Linked DNA regions of Homo sapiens: region 1 is linked to region 2. A link is a contact called in ENCODE Hi-C or POLR2A ChIA-PET data. All regions are on one chromosome and are shown on one strand. Each heading gives the region's core, a stretch centred on a gene start or an enhancer-like site at or near the end of the contact. The rest is flanking DNA. Distances are from core to core; before and after follow the strand shown. Region 1 overlaps ITGA6 (integrin subunit alpha 6). Region 2 overlaps LOC107985960 (a long non-coding RNA gene).

The links. Hi-C counts contacts between places; a loop is a spot of excess contacts on that map. ChIA-PET counts read pairs that join two places held with the same protein, here RNA polymerase II (POLR2A).
Region 1: a loop to region 2 is called in a map of cardiac septum, with 3 times the contacts of the local background. The contact joins two enhancer-like sites. A Hi-C loop is called at or near these places in 1 of 168 maps with a recorded cell type or tissue (cardiac septum). POLR2A ChIA-PET finds 5 or more read pairs at or near these places in 1 of 52 experiments (activated naive CD8-positive, alpha-beta T cell).

The regions. Positions count from the first base shown.
Region 1 is chr2:172,479,269-172,481,968 of GRCh38, reverse strand. ITGA6 (integrin subunit alpha 6) reads right to left here. Exons shown (of 26, transcript NM_000210.4): 10 at 2,230-2,328; 11 at 1,918-1,979. The region is part of intron 3 of PDK1-AS1 (PDK1 and ITGA6 antisense RNA 1); the gene reads left to right. Among named protein-coding and RNA genes, the nearest start is that of ITGA6-AS1, 15 kb to the right of the region's middle. Within about 2 kb of position 1,428, at least 7 of the 41 ENCODE cell types and tissues checked have a DNase peak (open chromatin) inside an H3K27ac peak, as active enhancers do.
Region 2 is chr2:172,251,972-172,254,671 of GRCh38, reverse strand. LOC107985960 (a long non-coding RNA gene) reads right to left here. Exons shown (of 6, transcript XR_001739773.3): 1 at 2,039-2,700. Among named protein-coding and RNA genes, the nearest start is that of DLX2-DT, 150 kb to the right of the region's middle. RefSeq lists an enhancer at 582-1,781. Within about 2 kb of position 1,316, at least 10 of the 41 ENCODE cell types and tissues checked have a DNase peak (open chromatin) inside an H3K27ac peak, as active enhancers do.

The sequences.
Region 1 (2,700 bases), core at 179-2,678, 230 kb before region 2:
CCTTGTCTCTCTAATTCATTCCAAACACTGGCAAAGGGCCCATTATCCAAGTGGGCTAGTGTAAGGTATGGCATTTGGGTAAAAATAACACAAATGATACTGAAAGGATGATAGATCCTGAAGAGTCACAGTATACATTTTCTTGTCATTAAAAGCCACACAAAGAATTGCTTTCTACACTCGACAAAATGCCGGCTGCATCAAAAAGCAAAGCAAAAGGCCACAGCTCCCCCTGTGCACGAAGTCATAATCCATCCACTCTAAGAATGCTTCGTGCAAGGTCTGCAGGTCCCATGGAGAGACCACACAGCAGGAGACGACCCCACAGAAGGGGAGACGGAGAAACCACCTGCAGACAGCTCGAAATCTGGAAAGATGAAGGCTAACTGAGCTTATGACACTGAGAATCAGGTGAAGGGGGACTTAAAAAAAATTAAAGACAGTACATTTATTTAAACTGTCCCTTTTCATAATTCACTGAACTTTATCACAGGTCAGTATCTTCATTCTGTTGTCTTAGTGGATACATTCATTAGTGTTATATAAAACTTCATATAAAGTTAAAGAAGAATTAGAGTACAGCTAAGAACAGAGCTGTGACGTGTGAGAGGATTCACCATTGCAAACCCTAGTCCTTATGTGGCTATTTTTTCCTGTTTCAAGCAACAACTTTAGGTTATTTGAATTAGGTTATATTCTGGAATATTATAAGGGACATCTTTTTAAATAAAGAAAACTACTACTTTAGATAACAGGGAGAACACTTCAGAGGACTCATTACCTCATAGTATCGTAAAGGCTGACAACCATATGAAAGGACAGAATGACCTTGTTCTTCACAAAGTGTCCCTTGGTGGCAGATACAGTACACTAGAATCCCAAACTGCCAGGACCATGGCCGGACCCGGGTTGAGAATTTCCTCATTCTTTTCACTTCCTCTTTGCAGAAAAGATTTTCTTGGAATTCCTATGCCCCTGGCCTTGACTCTGGAGCCAGGGGTCAGGTGACTCACAGCTGAAGAAGTGTGGCTGCTATTAAAACATGCCAGAGGAGAGCTTACGACGGCCACTATTGTTAAGAGTATCATTAACGGTGTCAAAATTCTTGTCAAAAATCCTGTGTTGCCCCATAAATATATACACCTACTATGTATCCACAAAAATTTAAAAAAATCTTACTTTGAATTACAAAAAAAGGAAGCAGAACAGTATCTAATAAATGACAAAGTGCTTTTCATGTCTTCTCAGTTGATCTCCAGCACAACTGTATGCACTAATGACTACTAGGCATTGTTCTGAACGGACAGGAAAGCAAACTCATATGTTAAGGGACTTGCCCTGTGGGTCAGTCAGTATCAAAGCTGAAACCAGGAGCAGAGACCAGGTCTCTGACCTCTCAGGGCCGGCTTGCAAATTCCCTAGGGGCCTGCTCTTGGGAACACAGGGCGGGTGTTCCGGGAGGGAGGGGCGTGGGGAAGAGAAGGCAGCCTGGCAGTGACTCTGTGCTGTGCTCTGGCTCCTGCCGTTGCCCTTTCACAACCACCAGCCACCACCCACCACCTCACAACCACCAGCCACCACCCACCACCTCACAACCACAAAATCAATTTTCCACACTGCTTTTCAAAGACAGAAATGGAGGAAATGGTTGTGGTAGCAAATAAGTACTTTTCCAAGCCATTCTGTCCTAAACCATCTGCTCTGGAAAACTCAAATGGCGACCAAGTGGAGTTTTTTTCCTCCCTCACGGTGCTGTGCCCTCCTGATTAAAAGGGAGACAAAACATACACTTAATTCTTTACACCAGAATTGACAGACCCATGTTGGCCACTGCAGTTTTATTTTTCTGTGATTTATGCAGAACTTTCAACCTGGCAGACAGAAAGTAGACATATTTTAAAGGTACTAGGTACTTACATATTGAAGGATTATAACCAGCGGGGTTAGCAGTATATTCAAAACAGGATTTAACCTGGAGGCTGAATAAAATCAAACACATATTTCTTAAAAGATCCATTATTGCAGTGGAAAAAACCCAACATGTTCCCTAGCTCTCCAATCCCCCCAATGCCCATTGATGATCAACATGTTATAAAAACACTTGACAGACCCTCTTCCCTTTGCCCAGCACTCCTGTCATCTTCCCTGTGGCTCCTCAGGACAATAGAGTCATCATGAAGTGGAGGTGGGAAACTGAGGGGGATCCCACCAAGACAGAGGGATGCTCACCATATCCCACTAGGCGCCCCACACGCTGTTTTCTGGCGGAGGTCAATTCTGTTAGGAGTTACTGTGATGGTTTTCTGAATATTAATCACAGGCCGGGATCTGAAGACAAAAGGAGTGAAAAACAAGCTCAGCCTCTGTTACCTTGAATGTGAGTCTAATTCACATACTAGAGAGCATCCTTAGCTGCCCAGCACAGCTTAAAAACACAGGAAAAAAAATACACGTGACGTTTTCCCCCATTGCTGAAGAAAATAACTGTTAATAGATATAAATGTATACAATGCAGAGCCTCATTATACAATATTTGTTTAAAAACGTACACACTTATGAGTACATGTGCAACATGTGGGGGTTAAAGTAAATATTTTGTCTCCATTCCCACCCGAACACCCAAGTAGCCTTGTATGTTCTTCCAGACACGTCAGTTAAAATTATCTAAAATTAAATATTAAAATATATGTATAATTTCAA
Region 2 (2,700 bases), core at 67-2,566:
AAAAATGGAATAATTTACGTAGCACTTTCTGTAGCACTTTTCTCTTATACATCTATTAACATTTCTTTCTTCCTCTTAAGAATATGGTGAGGTAGGAAGCTCAAGAGATTATTACTCCCAGTTTATACATGTGGGAACTAAAGCTAAAAAGAATAAATAACTCACCCAAAATCACAAGCAAATTAGGAATGCAAACTAGAAATGAGAACCAAGTCTCCTGATCCCCTAATGTTCTTGCCAGCAGAGCTCGGCTCAACCAGCCCAATCATTCCTGTCATCTTCATGCCAACAGCTGATCACAAAGTGACTGACTGTTAGGCCCCTGTAGTGGTCATCTCGTCCAGTGACCCTCATTCCTGGCTACACACTGGAATCCCCTAGAGAGCTTTTAAAATTTATCAATGCCTGGGTCTCATCCCAGAATAATTAAATCAGAATCCATATGGGTAGGATTCAGACACCTGTATTTGCTAAAAGCTCTCCAGTGATTCTAATTTATAGGCAAAGTTGAGAACCAGCATATCAGCTTTCAGGATAGCAAATAGGTGTCATTTCAGATGCTAACTCCAATTAACAGAATAGAAAGAGAAGGCCATCTAAGAAGGACCAGGAGCTGCCATGTGGGCTCAGAGGGCAGTGAACATTGTTGCCTCAGGAACTGGAGGGACGGGTGGCACAGGAGCTGTGTGCCAGCCAATCCTGATCTAATCCAACTCCCTCACTTTAAAGACAAGGAACCCAAGGCCAGAGAGTTTATGTGATTTACCATGGTAACAAAACAAGCTAGTGGCAGATCAAAGTCTAAACCAGGTCTCCTAAGGTCTAGATCAGTCCTCCATTTGTTTATATAACTGAGTGGCTCCCAACCCGATTCACGACCCCCGGGAAGACGTAAGATCACCCTGTGATTGACCTGCTCTTGCCACCACGCACCGGCAGATTCAGAGGCCTACACCCAGCGCCACTCACATCGCCAAAACAGGCGCCACTCACAGCAGCCCAGCGGCCACTGGGCGTTTCCAATACCAACTGCTCTCCCCTCCTGCCACCATTTGGGTTGTCCTTAAAAGTCAGAGAAACAGCTATTGCTGGGCCTGGAGTTGGGAGCTGTGGCCACAGCTTCCATTTATTACTAAACCATGGGAGAGGCTCCCAGGAATGTGCCTGGCAATGGGCGCCAGGCTGCCTCCCGCCATGCCCCAGGCACATCACTCTGGCATCTAAATCGCTGCCTGTCCTAGAAGCCTGTAGGGGTGACTCACGTGTGTCTGTGTGTATGTGTGTGTGTGTGTGTGTGTGACTCAAGGGTCTGTCATAAAGGCCCCATGAGTCACCCACTTCCTGACCAACACATTATGAAGACAGCTTCAGAATGCACAAAAGCACAGGAAAAGAGCCTGTTGGCCAGGAATGGGTTTTGTGTTTTCAGGAAACTGGTTACTTTTAATATAAATACACATACACAGAGAGCACCCAAGATAAAAGTCAACAAGCTTAGTGTCTCCTCATTGAGACAATGCTCTGTTCATAATGGTTTCTGAAAAATTTTTATTATGGCAAAATATACACAACATACAATTTACTATTTTAACCGTTTTTAAGTGTATAGTTCAGCAACATTAAGTCCATTCACACTGCTGTGCAAACATCGCCACTATCCCTCTTCAGAAATTTTTCATCTTCCCAAACTCAAAGTTCATATTCATTAAACAATAGCTCTCCATTCCCCTCTCCCCCAGCCCCTGGTAACCACTATTCTCTGTTTCTTTGCATTTGACTGCTGTATCTATCTGTAATGTTTTATTTCATTAATCTTTTAGGGTTTTAAAAATTGCATTGTTACCTCTTTTTCTAAGGACAAACACGGATAATCCTTTGGCTTCTTGTACCTTTCTTTTAGAATTCCCTAAATGTAAATAGAAAGGACTCTCTGGAGTTTTTATTCTCACGGGGTGGCTATAGATGGAGAAGCAGAGATGACCAGGGGCTGTTTCAATTGAGCAAAGAAGTTTGCCTTGGAGCACCAAACCCAACACACCTTGGTTGCTCACACAAAGAGGTCCCGTTTGCCACAATCCAGTGCTCTCCCCGGGTGGGTAGTGGTGGCTGTGAAAGGCAGCCCGCTTATGAGCCAAACTGTGCATCTGGGGTTCCCGCCCTCAGCAGCTTTCCTGGGAAACCAATGAAAGAGGAGAGAGGAGAACGCTGGGCTCTGGGAACTGGCGTAGTTGGCCGGCATTTCTGCGGTTGTTCATACCGTGCCTCCAAGTGCATGCGCAGACCAGCTCCAGCTCTGGGCGCCTCTGCAGGAAGCGGGAGGCTGGCGGCCCATGAGGACTGCAGCTGCTTGCACTCACTGTCCCCACGGGTGACCTCACAAAGCACACTTCCTTTGCCTGCCCACTGCTCTCAGAGGCAGTGTGGACAACCCCTCAGTGTATAGGCTTGAGAGAATCAGAAAGAGGTCCACTGCTGAGCAGCACTGTTGGGAACTTAGCCTAAGCAAAGTGCTTAGCCTGGGGTCCATGGACGCCCCACCCAATGGCAACCATGACCACAGAAAGCCAACAGTCTCGGGATTAGTGAATATTCTGAGCTCAGACTATGAATCCACTGACCTAGGTGTTTAATGAATATGAAGATATAAATGGAGTGAGCCCTTCCTTCAGAGCGCTCACAGCCTGGTTAGGAAGCTAGGAC